Regions from separate parts of the Mus musculus genome. Here region 1 is linked to region 2. The links are chromatin loops, found by intact Hi-C in ENCODE. Cell type or tissue: left cerebral cortex. All regions are shown on one strand.

The links. Peaks named below come from ENCODE experiments on the same cell type or tissue, not always from the same donor. Only the 100,000 strongest peaks of a DNase experiment are listed, where the experiment ranks them.
Region 1: a loop joins it to region 2, with 6 times the contacts of the local background. A loop is called at or near these places in 32 of 42 quality-filtered maps.

The regions. Positions count from the first base shown.
Region 1 is chr17:46,886,809-46,894,808 of GRCm38, reverse strand. Tbcc (tubulin-specific chaperone C) reads right to left here and starts at 4,188. Exons shown (of 1, transcript NM_178385.3): 1 at 2,346-4,188. The coding sequence starts at 4,119. The coding sequence ends at 3,094. It also overlaps a transcript of Bicral not described here. In left cerebral cortex, CTCF peaks have their summits at 3,314, 5,317 and 6,090 (motif pointing right); DNase peaks (open chromatin) are centred at 4,455, 5,203, 5,767, 6,094 and 5 more places; H3K4me3 peaks cover 4,513 bases; H3K27ac peaks cover 2,708 bases.
Region 2 is chr17:46,779,366-46,787,365 of GRCm38, reverse strand. It overlaps Rpl7l1 (ribosomal protein L7-like 1), which reads left to right and starts at 4,710. Exons shown (of 7, transcript NM_025433.3): 1 at 4,710-4,747; 2 at 5,475-5,583; 3 at 6,815-6,975; 4 at 7,944-8,000. The coding sequence starts at 4,734. In left cerebral cortex, CTCF peaks have their summits at 1,329 (motif pointing right) and 4,168 (motif pointing left); DNase peaks (open chromatin) are centred at 3,746, 4,177, 4,687 and 5,343; H3K4me3 peaks cover 1,712 bases; H3K27ac peaks cover 1,060 bases.

The DNA of each region.
Region 1 (8,000 bases), 110 kb before region 2:
GCTAATGTTGTAACCACAAGCTTATGCCTGGATGACCTGTGATACGGGGGCTTTTCGGGGAGTTAAGAGTTAACGTCTAACTTGCTTTATAGAGACTGAATTGTGACTTTATGTGTGTGCTGTGCTTTTCGGTGACATAGTTACACGGGGGTTTTCAGGAAAAACAATGGGTCTGAGGAAAATAATGAAAAGGCTTTTGATTATGAATTATTACTTAACAAGGAAGTGTGTAGCCAATAAAAGACTGAGATGCACTCAGAGAGAGAAAACCGTGAAAGCTGCTTCTGAGCGCAGCTTCAGGACGAGTCACCCATCAGCTGGCACCTGCATCCTTGCCTGAGACTGATTTCATGCCAATTCAATCCTACCATTTTTTTTTTACTTATGCAGATATATGATTTTATTTACTTTTGTATATGTGTAAGAGAAAGGGGTCTTACTATATAGCCTATGTTGGTAGTACACGTATGTACCACCATACCTAGTTCATGTTTTCACTTTTAAAAATCTATATATCTTTCCAATTCCAGAAGGTGTTAATTCCATTTTCTTTGCTTTCACTGAGGAGTCATTCCTGTTAGATTTTCTTGCTCCATAAGCCTTTCTCAAAACTCTCGGTGACAGCCGCCATAATCCCATACCCCAGCACTCTGTATGTCTGACAGGACCATGTGGACAATGCCACGTTCTGCTGCCATCTCAAGCAATAGTTGGGCCCCTTGGACATGGCTGCAGCAGCCTCTGCATGCCTGTTCAAAGGCTTCTGTCTGGGCTTAGATATCTTCCGCGTGTTGTCTCTGTTGAGCTGTTCAGCGGCTTGCACCTCCCACTGAGGGTAACCCTCCTCGGTTATGTAAGTCCAACTTACTCCGCATCACAGTAGCAAATCTCCAATCCTACCATTTTTAAGACCCTCCAATGACTGAGGCTGGTCCTCGGCCACCACCGAGCCATCTCAGCCCCAGCACTCTAATTACTGACTCATTTTCTCCTTATTTTGGTTTTTCAAGATAAGATTTCTTTGTGTAAGAAACCCTGTCTCAGGCGGGCATGGTGGCACACGCCTTTAATCCCAGCACTTGGGAGGCAGAGGCAGGTGGATTTCTGAATTCGAAGCCAGCCTGGTCAACAGAGTGAGTTCCAGGACAGCCTGGGCTTCAAAGAGAAACCCTGTCTCAAAAACAAAAAAAGAAACCCTGTCTCAAAAAAAACAAAAGATTTCTCTGTGTAGCCCGGGATGTCCTAGAACTTGCTCTGTAGATCAGACTGACCTTGAATTCAGAGCTCTACCTGCCTCTGCCTCCCAAGTGCTGGGATTAAAGGCGTGTGTCACCACTGGCGGCTCCCAATATTTTTAACTTTTATTCTTGTTTTTTTTTTTCCCCCTAGTGATAATGGAGATCAAATGCCAGAATTAACCAACACCAGAATTTCTCTAAATGTAGTGAGTAGTTGCAGGGCCCTTAGCGTATGCTACTGGTGTGTTGCTTCCTGCAGTGATCAGCTGACTGACCGACTCTGACGAAAACACTGCTCCGTGCATCCCTCTCCTGTTGCTATCCTTTTAAGTAACTGACGTTTCTCCTTAGTAGATGCTGCACATCCTGAAACTATTAGCATTCCCTTCCACAGCTAGTGGGTAAGGGGAAGAAACTCTGGCTCTTTTCTGACTCAGGAACAGTGCTGTCGTCTGAGGCCACCCAGGCCCCTTCCTATACTTATTGACATCCTGTCAGTCCATTTTCCCAAGAAGCTACTGTAAGTCCTCTTCTGGAGACAGTATATATATATATATAGATATATCAAACATAAGGCATTAAAGGCATATTAAAACCTAAAACAGTCACGTCCTAAAATGAACTCCCAGGCTAGATACAGGGAGATACACCTGCAACCTCATTACTGAGGGACAGCCAAGTGTATCTTTGCGACAGCAAGTGCCAGAGTTGGGGCTACACAGTGAGACCACTCTCAAAAGCAAATCAAAGCAAAAAACGTAAATGCTGCAAGTAATACTGCTGGAGTGGTTTCTGGAGGGGAACAAGGCGGTAAGAGAGGGTGTTAGGGAACTTCACTCAGCACACTGACCTCTGGATGACCGCTAGCCGCATGGCTATGACGGGCAACTTAATGTGGCCTGTGCTTAGCTCTCTTCCCAGTTCAGTGCTATTGAGTGTGTTGTAGAGATGGGGCACCACGGGGAGTGAAGCCTCAGGCTCCAAATCCCAGCCTTCAGGAGGCTGAGTTCTGAGGCCAGCCTACAGAGTGAGTCCCAGGTTAACATGGGCTAGGATGGGGGCTCACCTTTAAAACAAACAAAAAAAAAACAAAACAAAACACAAAGATGAGTCCACACCTACTTTCCAATTCCAGCAGCACATCACATGAGCGGTGACCTGATGCCACCTGTTTTCTCACATGAACATGGTGAGAATAGAAATGGCCTTGTAGCTCTTGAGGGAAAAGAAACATGAGCAGGGTGTGGTGCAGATGCTTAGAGGTAGAGACAGGGGCATCTCTGTGAGTTCCAGTGGTGTATAGTGACCCCATGTCTCGACAAGGAAGACGGAGGGAGGGGAGCTGGCCACTTTAACCGTTTCAGTCTTACAGCTAGCTGGCTCCTACACCTCTTGGAGGCCATTCAAAACTTCAGCCCTAACACAACACTGGATTCCAGAGGTTCAGGAAGGAGTCTTCATAGCCTTGCTGAAAAAGACACAGAACAAACCTTTAGTGGGAGGAAAACAGCCGTTAATGGAGCTTTTATGGGCCTACTTCTTCCATTTAAACCGTCCGCTAATGGAATTCTCCGGACATCCTTATTATTTATTGAAGACCCACTTTATCACTCCCTGTGATCAACGGTAAGAACAGCAAATCCCTCAAAGCTCCTCCATTCTCCCCCTAATTCTTCACGCTGTCATACTCAAAGGGAGGCAGGGGAAGGCCAAACCAGCAAAAGTCTGTTACACTGCTATGAATTTAATAGGACTCACAGGAGGGGAGTTTCAACAATTTCTAACCCCTATCACCGCAAACATAAGACAATATCAGGTAAACCGAATGGGACATCACACTGAGTGTGGCCAGTGCTCAATCCCACTGGATGTCTCTCTCCTCTTCAGGAAGAATACTCCAGTTTGGGGAGGCCACGTTTCGGGCCAGCCAGTTGAAATCATCAACCTGGTCCCAGTTATTTTTGCTCCTATCTAAACCGGAGTCCTGGAAGTCCTTGTCGATCCCCGGGTAGCTCCAGGTGTAAGGGGCAAACTGGATGCCGCTGCAGTCCTCCACGATAGCCCTGCTGGTCACTTGCAAGAAGACGCGCGTGTCTTTGGTAGTGTGCACACGGAGCTGCTGGCAAGCCACAGCCAGGACGCAATCTCGACAATCCTCCAGAAACACAGAGGTGGTCACTGGGCCGCAGAGCACCTTGCAGCCGCGGGCCTTCGCAAGCCGCAAGGTGTTGGGATTGCCACACAGTTTGACAGTGCAGTTGGTCAGGTCGCTCAAAAGGACGTCGCGCTGGTGCAGCTCTTCAGCTCTCTTCTCCAGGTCTTGGGACTCCAGGTTGGAGAAGCCACAGGCCCAGCTGGCCCCGGGAGCTCCCTCCTCCTCCTTGGTCACCGGTGGAGAAGGGGCCGCCGAGGCGACGGGTGCGGCGTCTACCTGGGCGGTCCCCGCAGCATCCTTCTTCCGTGCCTTGAAGGCGAAGCGCTTCTTGGGCTGCAACTCCTGGCGACGTTCCGTTAGGACAGCCTGCAGCTGCGCCAACGCCGCCTGGCCCTGCCGCAGGTCGTAGGCGGCGAGGAAGAGCACCGAGTCGTTCAGGAGCTTCCGCAGGCCCTGGAGCCGGTTGGCCGCCTCTTCCAGCCGCTCCGCCGACGCCTCGCCCCGCAGCAGCTCCTCGACCGCTGCGCGCTCCCGGGCGAAGGCGGCGGCGAAGAAGCCGCTCTTCTCCTCCTCCACCTCCTGGTCCTGCCGCTTCTGCTTGCGTCTCTCCACCTCTATCTGCCTCTCCTGTTCGCGCCTCTGAAGTCGCTCGGGCACCAGGCTCAGGTCCCGCGGGGAGCCAGCGGCAGCGTCGGCCAGAGCCATGGAGCAGTCCACACCCTCCATCTTGACTCCAGGCTTCCTCCCCCGCCGCCTTGCCTCCGAGCGCTCGCTCTCCGCGCGAGGCCTCCCACCAACGCGCGCTGTGATTGGCCAGCTGCGGTGACGTCAGCTCCCTCCATATTCTCCTCGCCTATTGGTTTCTTCGCGTTGGAGGGGCGGGAAGGAGGGCGGGGCCGGCTGACAGGAGGGGGTGGGGAGACAAAGGTCCTGGTGGATGGGTGGGGTGGGAGGCAGTCGGGTGAAGCTTTTTTTTTTTTTTTTTTTTTCTTCTTAAAGGGGCAGGACTTATATCCGGGATTGTGGGGTGAGTTGCAGCAGCGGCAGCTGCACATGTGGGTTTGTTTATAAGAACAAGGTTAGAAACTCGCAGGCCTCCCCCTCCCCCCAGCTCCTCCCTGCTACCCCCTTACAGGCCGGAGATCTGCTGCAGGGTGGTGGGGAGGAATCTGTGCTTGTGGTGTTGTGGGGGACAGGTAGTGCGAGAAAGATGGAGGGGGGGGTTATTGCACCTCCCGGACCGCGTCGGAGGAAGCTGCAGCTGGAACAGCTGGCCAGGGAACCGCTTGCATGCCTCTGGGTTTTTTTCTTTCTTTCTCTCTCTCTCTTTTTTTTTCCCTTTCCCTTTTCCCTTCCATCACCTCTTTGCTCAGCCGGTCCCTGCCGCCCCGGTAACCCTCATCCTTCCTGCCCTCCCCCATCCACTGCAGCTCGGCGCGGCCTGGGGGCGTCTGGGTCCCCGTGGGCAGTTACTGGGGCGGGAAGAAAGCGCAAATCACCGCTATGGGAAAGACTGGGTTCCTCGCTGGAGCGGGCTCCGGGGTTCCTGGGGGAGTCTAAAAACAGATTATTTTTTTTAATGGCCAATTGCTGCAGTCGGAGGGGGGGCGGGGGAGGATGACATGCCACCCCCACCGTCTTGCTCCCTGACGCGGTGGCAGCCACTCCCTGCGCAGCTGGCAACCGCTGGCCGCGCGGGGCTAAGACCCTCAGCCGGAGCGCCTCGCTTCTCCCTATAGGGCCGGCGGTCTTTAGGAAGGCGATGGGGAAACGGTACATTATTTCTAGAGGTGGTGGGAGGGATTTGTCACCGGAAGTGAACGAGCCTAGCCTAAAGTCCAGACCAACCCGAGGTGCGAGTGGGCAGCCAAGACCGTGCAGTCCCTGGCAGAAGCCCAAGGCGGCGGCCGCCGAGGACTCGGGTGGCATCCTCGCGTGCTGCCTTCAGCCACCGTGCCTTCTGGACTCGGTGGCCCATACAGTTCTCGGTTTCAGCCCCATCTCCGCCCTTGTTGCCAACCTCCATTTTTGTTCTTTTAATTGGGATTTTTTTAACTGCCCAAAATACTCATTTGAAAATTTACCAATATGCCTGCGTTTTCCTGCAGATAAAGATGGGAGGAAACGAGAGCCATTCAATTAAGTTGGCATTAAGACTTGAGTTGCAAGCCTCACGTCCCATTTGCCTCCTTTCCTAACCATAAAAAAAAAAAAAAAATCCAAACCTCAAGCACAAAATCTTGATTGAAGAGAAAGCATTACACTACAGAATCAAAGACAAGTGTCACTGGGTGGCAAATTCTTTCCTAGGTGGAGGGTTGGAGTGGGAGATCACATGTTACTGTGTTCTTGTCTGTATACCTGCTGTAACAGAGCGCCGATGAGGGGGGCGGTCGGTGGTCACTTATGCAGGCTCCTTATTTTCGTCAGTTTTGTTTCCTGGGCAAGCTAGATGAGGCTCTTGTTTTCTACTTTTTGAAAGCACTTTTATTTCACAAAAGTATGAATTTTGGACTCTTGAAACACAGCTGATGACTTTGTTCAGGTCCCCGAAAGGAATGTAAGAGCCGCTTTCTTTCCTGAAAGATAGATTTTTTTTTTTTTAGATTTATTTATTTGTCTTTTATGTATATGAGTATTTCCTGTGCGGTCGATGCATGTGCTCCACGATGCAGTATGCGGTGTTTCTGGAGACCAGAAGAGGGCGTCAGATCACTGGAACTGGAGTAGACAGGTAGTTGTGGCTGCTCTGTGGGTGGAAGGAATTCAGGTCCTATAAAAGAGCATAGGTGCTAACCATCGAGCCGTCTCTCCAGATGAAAAATAGATTTAACCTATGGAGATTAAACGAAAACTGATTTGCTATAGGAAATAGCAACGACCCCTCATTGGCTTTGCTTTAGTTTCCCAGTATCGGAGCCTGCTCCATTCTAATTAAGAAAGTTTCAGGGCATCAGATGCATGCCTTTAATCCCAGCACGGAGTTCAAGGCTAACCTGGTCTACAGAGCTTGATCCAGGACAGTCAGGCTACACAGAGAAACTCTTCAACCCTCCCACCCCCCATCCCAAAGTTAGTTGGTAAAAGGTTTCTTGAGCTTGGAGTTTGGACTGTAAGCTGTTGTGAGACTATCAGTGGTTTTTAGTGTAGGCTATTTGCAAAGTAGAAGCCAGTGTTACCAGCCCTTTCAAGATTATGTTTCTGCTTAAGGAGAGGTTTTTGCAGCGTCTGCTTGACATGAAGGTGCTGAAAATTGTCTGTTGTTTAGCCTAACGTTTAAGCATCAAAGGACAAAAGATGGAGGGTCCCACAGTTGACTCCATTGGGAAAGCTTTTTTTTATTATTATTAAAGAAGTGTGAGGCATGAGAACGGTGGCTGTGAGGTGGCCTTGGTGGGCTGGGTGATTGTTTTCTATCCCCAGGCTGGAGTAGGCGAGCCAAGGCAGGTGTCAAGCTATGTGTCTGGTTTCTGAGTTCAAAACCACAGGCAGGTTGTTAACTGCTGACCGTTTGCCAGACCATGTTACTTTCTCTTCCTAACATTTGAGGGCAGTGAGTTGAGATGCGTCCTTGACAGGATGGTCCTGGCTCCGCAAAGGTAAGTACCCACCGTGATGGGAGGACGGGAGGCATGCAGAGGGCAGCAGCATTAAGTGCAGCTCTCAGGGCAAGGCTGACGGATCTTGCAGACAGCTTGCAAAGTGAAAGGATAGAACAGCTATGAGTTTTAATGTTTTATTTGGTTTGATTTATGGGGGCAGTATGGACACACCACACCACGGGAGTGGAGGTCAGAGGACAGCTTCCAGGAGTTTCTCTCTTCTACCTTTATGTGGGCTCAGGCTCTAGGCAAACACTTGACCAGTTCAGCATTCCCATCTGTCCACTTTTTGTTGTTGTTTTTTTTGTGACAGGGTTTCTCTGTGTAGCCCTGGCTGTCCTGGAACTCACTCTGTAGACCAGGCTGGCCTCGAACTCAGAAATCTGCCTGCCTCTGCCTCCCAAGTGCTGGGATTAAAGGTGTGCACCAACCACGCCCGGCCTGTCTGTCCAACCTTAACTTATATTTAACAATGGTTTGTATATTTTATGGTTCTCTGTATTGGGTTTGACTTTTTTTTTTTTAAAGTTTTATGTGCTTTGCTGATTGGCCTTACATGTATGTCTATGTGAGGGTGTCTTATTCCCTAGAACTGAAGTTACAGATAGGTGTGAGCTGCCATGTATGCTCTGGGAATTAAACCTGGGTCTCTGGAAGAGCAGCCAGTGCTCTTAACCACTGAACCATCTCTCCAGCACCCAAGGGTTTTCTGTCTTTCTCTCTTTCTTTTTTATCTTCCTATATGAGTAATTGGCCTGCGTGTATGTGCACCATGTGAGCTCAGTACCCACAGGAAGAGAGCCTTGAACCCCCTGAAACTGGAGTTACATACGGTTGTGAGGCACCACGTGGATGATGGGAATTGAACATCTATAAGGATGCTCTAGCCACCGAGCCATCTTTCCAATTCCTACATGATGTTATAATGCCTTAACAGTGAACCTTAAACCAAGCTTTGGTGGTTCATGCTTGTAATCCCGGCACTCAGGAGGCTGAAGCAGTAGG
Region 2 (8,000 bases):
CTCTGACCAAGCCATCCACCTGGGTGAGTTCCCTCAGAGAAGAACCCTGGCCAGGTTAGACCAGGTTAGACCTGGTAGGGGAAGGTAAAGGGATGCCACGGCAGAGTGGCATGGAGCAGAGAGGGACTAAGGGCTGCCAGTCGGCCCAGCGTAGTTGCCTGAGAGTGATGGTTTTTCTATCACTGAGGTGGGAGATAAGGCAACCAAAGAGGCCAGAGAGGGAAAGAGGGACTGTGGGATGAGGCAGATAAGGGGAGGCTTGACAGCATGATGAAAAGTAGAGGATAAATCATCTGGTTTGGGTGTCATAGCCAGAAGGAGTTGTTTCTTGGTTGGCTTATGCCACTTGGTCGCTTTTAATCACGATGGGAGTGGCTGGGTGATGGCACACACCTTTAATCCTAGCACTTGGGAGACAGAGGCAGGTCTATCTCTATGAGTTCGAGGTCAGCCTGGTCTACAGAGTGAGTTCCAGGCCAGCCAGGGCTACAGGGAGATAGCCTGTCTTCAAAAGCCAAAAAATAAAAAACTAAAAAGGGTAGGAGTGAGGTCACGTGGCAAAACCCATCCTTCCCAACCCTAGCAAAGATGTCTGCCTCCCTCCCAATGAAGAAACATCAGCTAAGATGGAGACAAGCCACACGTTTCCTTTAAGATTACCTATGCATACATTTATTTTTGTTTGTTTGTTTTTGTTTTTAGAGACAGGGTTTCTCTGTGTAGCCCTTGGCTGTCCTGAACTCACTTTGTAGACCAGGCTGGCCTCGAACTCAGAAATCTGCCTGCCTCTGCCTCCCAAGTGCTGGGATTAAAGGAGTGCGCCACCATGCCCGGCCTATGCATAGATTTTTACTCTCAACCAGGTTGCAACAAGTCTTAACTCCTTTGTTATGAAAGACTCCCGCTTTGGGGAGACCATCTCTCAAGTCCTGGGATGAGCCAATGCCCCAGTAACTTGAGAGAAACCGTTCTTGATGCGATATCGCATGACGTTTATTCGGGAATTAGCATGCTGTGGCCAAGCTCGTAATCCACACAGGGGCAGAGGAGATCTACCCCAGCAGTTGCAGTCAAGGGTTTTTACAGAATAAACTGCAAAGTGAGGGGAGGATAAGACCACAAAGAATGGGGAAGCTGAGTAAACATCATAAGAATGGGGATGGTGAATTACAGCTCATCCTCTCAGGCTGAAGGCTAAAGAACAAACAACTCCATGCTGGGCTTCGTTTCTAGGGGTCTAAGAAATGTATTGAGTTGGGGTTTTACAGTTACAGGTTTTTTGTTTTGTTTTGTTTTTTAAAGATTTATTTATTATTATATCTAAGTACACCGTAGCTGTCTTCAGATGCACCAGAAGAGGGCATCAGATCTCATTACGGATGGTTGTGAGCCACCATGTGGTTGCTGGGATTTGAACTCAGGTCCTTCGGAAGTGCTCTTAACCACTGAGCCATCTCTCCAGCCCACAGTTACAGGTTCTTATTTATTTATTTATTTATTTATTTATTTGTTTATTTATTTATTTATTTATTTATTTATATCTCATTACGGGTGGTTGTGAGCCACCATGTGGTTGCTGGGATTTGAACTTCGGACCTTCGGAAGAGCAGTCAGGTGCTCTTACCCACTGAGCCATCTCACCAGCCCCAGTTACAGTTTTTAATCATATCCAATATGCTTATAAATCTTGAGATACTGAAAGTTACACAATAATCTTACAATTTTTTTTAAGATCAGATCTTTAATTTACTTTTTAAATTTTTTTTTTAATTTATATGAGCACACTGCAGCTGTCTTCAGACACATTAGAAGAGGGCATTGGATCCCATTACAGATGGTTGTGAGCCATCATGTGGTTCTGGGACTTGAACTCAGGACCTCTGGGAGAGCAGTCAGTGCTCTTAAATGTTGAGCCATCTCTCCAGCCTCAATCTTAGAATTTTTTTGTTGTTGTTGTTGGTTTTTTTGGTTTTTCTTTTTTTTTTTTTTTTTTTTTTTTTAAAGATTTTTATTTATTTATTTATTATATGTAAGTACACTGTAGCTGTCTTCAGACACTCCAGAAGAGGGCGTCAGATCTCGTTACGGATGGTTGTGAGCCACCATGTGGTTGCTGGGATTTGAACTTTGGACCTTCGGAAGAGCAGTCGGGTGCTCTTACCCACTGAGCCATCTCACCAGCCCTTTTTGGTTTTTCAAGACAGGATTTCTCTGTGTACCCATGGCTGTCCTGGAACTCATTCTGTAGAACGGGCTGGCCTTGAACTCAGAAATCTGCCTGCCTCTGGCTCCCAAGTGCTGGGACTAAAGGCATGTGCCACCACTGCCCGGCAATCTTCCAACTTTTTCTTAAAAAATATTTATTTATTATATATAATTACACTGTAGCTGTCTTCAGACACTCCAGAAGAGGGCATCAGATTTCGTTACAGATGGTTATGAGCCACCATGTGGTTGCTGGGATTTGAACTCAGGACCTTTGGAAGAGCAGTCGGCACTGAGCCATCTCACCAGCCCAATCTTCCAACTTTTTTTTTTTTTTTTTTTTGGTTTTTTGAGACAGGGTTTCTCTGTGTAACCCTGGCTGTCCTGTAACTCACTTTGTAGACCAGGCTGGCCTCGAACTCAGAAATCCGCCTGCCTCTGCCTCCCGAGAGCTGGGATTAAAGGCGTACGCCACCGCGCCCGGCTAATCTTTCAACTTTTTTTTTTTTTTTTTGGTTTTTCGACACAGGGTTTCTCTGTATAGCCCTGGCTGTCCTGGAACTCACTCTGTAGACCAGGCTGGCCTCGACCTCAGAAATCCGCCTGCCTCTGCCTCCCAAGTGCTGGAATTAAAGGCGTGCGCCACCACGCCCGGCTCTTCCAACTTTTAAGATGACATTTATACTTTAACAAAAATTTTAGAGCATTAAATTAAAATCAAAAGAATAAGAGGTGAGCCAGGCAGTGGTGGTTAACACCTTTAATCTCAGTGTTCAGGAGGCAGAGGTTGGAGGACCTTTGAGTTTGAGGCCAGACTGTGTGCAGAGTGAGTTCCAGGATAGCGAAGGCTACACAGAGAAACCCTGTCTCCAAAAACCAAAAAAATGAGGACTGGTGAGATGGCTCAGCAGTTAAGAGCACTGACTGCTCTTCCAGAGGTCCTGAGTTCAATTCCTACCAACCACATGGTAGCTCATAACCATCTGTAAAGAGATCTGAGGCCCTCTTCTGGTGTGTCTGAAGACAGCTACAGCGTTTTCATATAAGTAAAATAAATAAATAAATAAATAAATCTTTAAAAACAAGCAAATATTATGAGATGAGCAGCGACAGTCCCCACTAGGACTATTGTTTTTATTTTTTATTTTGCTCTTCTTTCTCTGTCACATAGACAAGTGGCTCACCCAATATGGGACATATATATATATTTTATTATTATTATTATTATTATTATTATTATTATTATTATTATTATTATTATATGTAAGTACACTGTAGCTGTCTTCAGACACTCCAGAAGAGGGCGTCAGATCTTGTTACAGATGGTTGTGAGCCACCATGTGGTTGCTGGGATTTGAACTCTGGACCTTCGGAAGAACAGTCGGGTGCTTTTACCCACTGAGCCATCTCACCAGCCCCGGACAGAGATTTTTGAGGAAACTTAAAAACAAGCATGGTTCTAGCGCAATCCATGGAATAGTTTAGAATACCTGGTATGCCTGGTGCAGGAGGCCGGAAGAGGTCGTGCCCTTAATCTCCTTTGACATTCATCTGGTAATGACATTAGCGTGTTGAGTGGACTAGTTTTTTAGTGTGTTCCAACATCATGTATCAGTCCTTGGGTACTCAACAATTCCTTGCAGAGTCCCACTGTAGTGAAGTGGTGTAGTGAGGTGCAGAAGAGACACAGAAAATAAGAAAAGTCTCCTGCCCATAAGCCAAAGGTGTAGGATAAAGGCTGTGGGTGGCGACCCTTTCTAGTGTTATATAGTGGCGTTGTCCTAGGCTAGAGCATAAAACAGCACTGTGCTAGCATAAAACAGCACTGTGCTAGTATGTGGCAATGGGAGTAAATTCTGAGAAACTTAAACAAGTGAAGGCTCTGAGATGGAAATGGAGCATTTCTAGTTTCTGGCTCCACTGTTTACCCAACTTGTGCTAAGGCTTTGTAAATCTTAAGGAGCCCCCTGGCGGCCACTGGGAACCCGTAGATATTCATTGTACGGATGAGGAAGCCGAGATGCAGAAAGGTGAGGAATTCAAAGGCTCACAGAGTAGGTGACACATTTTTATTTCCGCAAATCCTCCACAAATAACCGCCCACCAAATGTGAGTGCCACGTCGGTCCTTCAAGTCTCCGGGAATAAAAACCTCACCTAAGCAAGGCGGCCAACTTCTGTAGAGCCCGTGCCGTAGCGGAAGCTGCAGATGCATTGTGGAAAGCCTTTAAATTGTTCACAAGCGGCCGAGTTCGAGACCCTACAGCCTAACTGAAAAGGGTTGGATCCAGACGGGTGTCAGACTCTAGAGACCTTAGAAGGGATGGGAAGAAAACTGGAGGGTTTTTTGCCGGAATCCTGGCTAGCAAGACCTTTTCCCAGACGCTCACATTCGCTAAGGAATCTCAGGCTGCCTGAGTCCTCCTGCGGGAGCGAGAGTCCGTCTCTATGATACAAGAGACGTCGAGGCGGGCCTCTCTACCCCGCCCGGTGAGGCTGCGCAAGCGCAGTAGCTGAAGCACCGGAAAGATGGCGGAGGAAGGGTGAGTGTGTCTTCGGATCTCTCTATGGGGCTTTGAGGATCCGATGCCATCCTTTCTGTTTGTACTCTGGTGATACAAAAGGAAGCTGTGGGCTGTGGAGAGAAAAGAAAAAGGCTCCATAGTATGAAGTCAAGGTGGGGGCTGAGATGCTGTAGGGCTCCGCGACCAGGGATCGGGACGACTTTGGAAGCAGCGAGAAGAGGAACTGAGGTTCGGAGGGGCGAGTGGCTGCGTAGCGCCAGAGTTGAGTTCGCTCAGCTTGGCTGTCATGTCTTTCACAGTTTGGTACACACGTACAGTGTATTTTGATCGTATCACCTCCCCATCATCTCTTATTCCCCTGCGTCTTCCACCAAGCTCTTTCCCCCCAATTCCCCCTCCTGCTTTCATGTGCCCCCCCCCCCCACCTCATCCTAGCTCGACTTAATCATTACTCTTCTTGATGGATCTGTGATAGCCCCTTTCTGGATTTTACTAGAATTTCCTTGCCGCTAGTGACAGGTCATAGCCTACAGTTGTTAAAGCTCCACGGACCAAAACGAACCCAGAGAGCAAAGGTTTTTCCTGATTTTTAAAGGCTCTCGGGACGAGTGAGCATTACAGGAGCACGGCGAAGACTCATCAGAAACTTTAGGTCCCGGGAAGACCAGGATCTCGAATTGGTTTGGAAAGCCACCAAATGTTGGTTTGGCAATTTTCATTAATGTCAAATTTGTTCCTTTATCAGGGAAAGAAAAAAAATTCCTTTGGTTCCAGAAAATCTTCTGAAAAAGAGGAAGGCTTATCAAGCCCTCAAAGCCACTCAGGCAAAGCAGGCACTTTTGGCAAAGAGAGAGGTAATTCTGAGAGGGGGGGGGTTAGGATTTGTAGTGGACGGATTTTACTAAACGGTGTTCGTTGAACTAGATTTGTTATCAGATCCCTCACAGGTTTCTCCCTCATAGTCCTCCATTTAGCAAAGATTTACCCACCATCTTTCTGTGAGCAAAATGTTAGACCAGCCTTTAAGGGAAAAGTGAAGACATTTTCTGAATTCAAATTTAGTGGTAAAACCAAATTTGGCAGGGAAAAAAATAGATTATTTTAAAAATGTTTTGTTGGGGTTGGTTTGTTTCTTAGATGGGGTCTGTACATATGGTCTGGAATACTGTATGACCAGGCTGGCCTCAAACTAACAGATCAGCCTACTTAGGCCTCTAGAATGCTGCGATTAAATTGCTATCTGTGGCACACTTTTCAGCATTCTAGAAGGTTGAGACAGGAAAATGGAGAGTTTGGCTATATAAAGAGAACCTGTCTCAAACCAAAAGTATCCAACAATTTTAAAAGTTTATTTAGAATCACGTGTGGGCTGGAGAGATGGCTCAGCCCTTAAGAGCACTGACTGCTCTTCGGAAGGTCCTGAGTTCAAATCCCAGCAACCACATGGTAGCTCACAACCACCTATAATGAGATCTGACTCCCTCTTCAGGTGTGTGTAAAGACAGCTGCAGTGTACTTACATATAATAATAAATAAATCTTTGGGGGGAGGGTATAGGGAACTTTCGGGATAGTATTTGAAATGTAAATAAAGAAAATATCTAATTAAAAAAAAATTCCTGGTCATGGTGGCTCACCTTTAATCCCAGCACTCGGGAGGCAAAGGCAGGCGGATTTCTGAGTTCGAGGTCAGCCTGGTCTACAAAGTGAGTTCCAGGTCAGCCAGGGCTACACAGAGAAACCCTGTCTCGAAAAACCAATGTGTAGATTCTGCACACAGTATGTACAGGATTTTTGAACGCAAAGAGAAGAAAATCCTCTTGTTTAATGATGCCTAATATAGTGTTGAGTTTCCTAAACACCTGTATTAAATGTTACCAGCATATGAGCTCACCACAAACTTTTCTTCAGCCCTTAAGAGCACTGACTGCTCTTACATCTCTCAGTTCCATCTGGCCTCTTCATGTGCCCCTTAGGTAATGGTCTGCCCACTTTGCAGAACGTTTGAGAGCTGAGCTCTCTTACTAATGGTCCTGGGTTAACTGTGGAGGGGAAGAGATGCTGATGCGTGTCTTCTCTGCCACAGAGAAAAGGAAAGCAATTCAGGTTCAGACGACTAGAATCTTTCGTGCATGATTCCTGGCGACAGCAACGTGACAAGGTGCGTGTCCAGCGGCTGGAGGTGAAGCCTCGTGCTTTGGAGGTGCCTGATAAACATCCCTTGGCCTTCGTTATACGCATGGAAAGGTACAGTACCAGTGTGTTTTCAGAGTCCTTGGTTCAACTTCAGATGGCTCTGTAGGGAGACAAAGCCTAACCTACTACAGAAGATTGGCTAGGATTCGGAATTAGGACCATGGGTGACATAAGGACACTCAGGGTGAAGGTGGGGCTCTTTTTTTTTTTTTTTTTTTTTAGATTTATTTTATGTATATGAGTACACTGTAGCTGTCTTCAGACACACCAGAAGAGGGCATTAGATCCCATTACAGATGGTTGTGAGCCACCATGTGGGTGCTAGGAATTGAACTCAGGACCTCTGGAAGAGCAGCCAGTACTCTTAAGCACAGGGCCATCTCTCCAGCCCCCTAGTGATACCCTTTCTAAAGTAGTAACCACAACTTGACAAAAGACATGAAAGTAGGCCCGGCATTGTGCCACGTGCCGTTAAACCCAGCAATGAAGCACAGAGTAAAGGTTAGGATTGCTCATGGCCATGTGTCCTGTGACGGTTTAAAGACACAGGGCACCGTGCTAGAAGCATTGTCCACACTTAGCAGGCTTCATTGCCCTCAGCCGTGTGCCTTTTGGTAGAAAACCTCTGAGTTTGAAACTTCTGAGCTCTGCTCTCTTCAAGCTTCCTGAACTGGACTTCCCTGGCTTTGACGCCAGACTCAGACCTGCTGTGAATATGTTCCATGCTTTCACTACCCACCCACTGACGCAGTCTGGCTTCCCTAGGTAGACATACTTGTCCATATAGCCTACCATCCCCACTGTCCCCAACACTCCCCCCACCAATCCATCATTCAGGAACTGTCCTGTAGCATGCAGGGATTGCTCCTCACAGTGGAACATGGTCTGTTTCTACTCTGCCTCCCACAACATTGAGCTCTGAGGTAAATTCTGTGTACCCAGTGAACACTCTAGCATTTCAGAATTGCTTGCAAACAGACAGCATAGACTGGGGTCAGACACCTTGACTGTTGTTTCAGGATTGAAGGAGTGAGTTTATTGGTAAAGAGCACCATCATGAAACTTGGCCTGAAGAA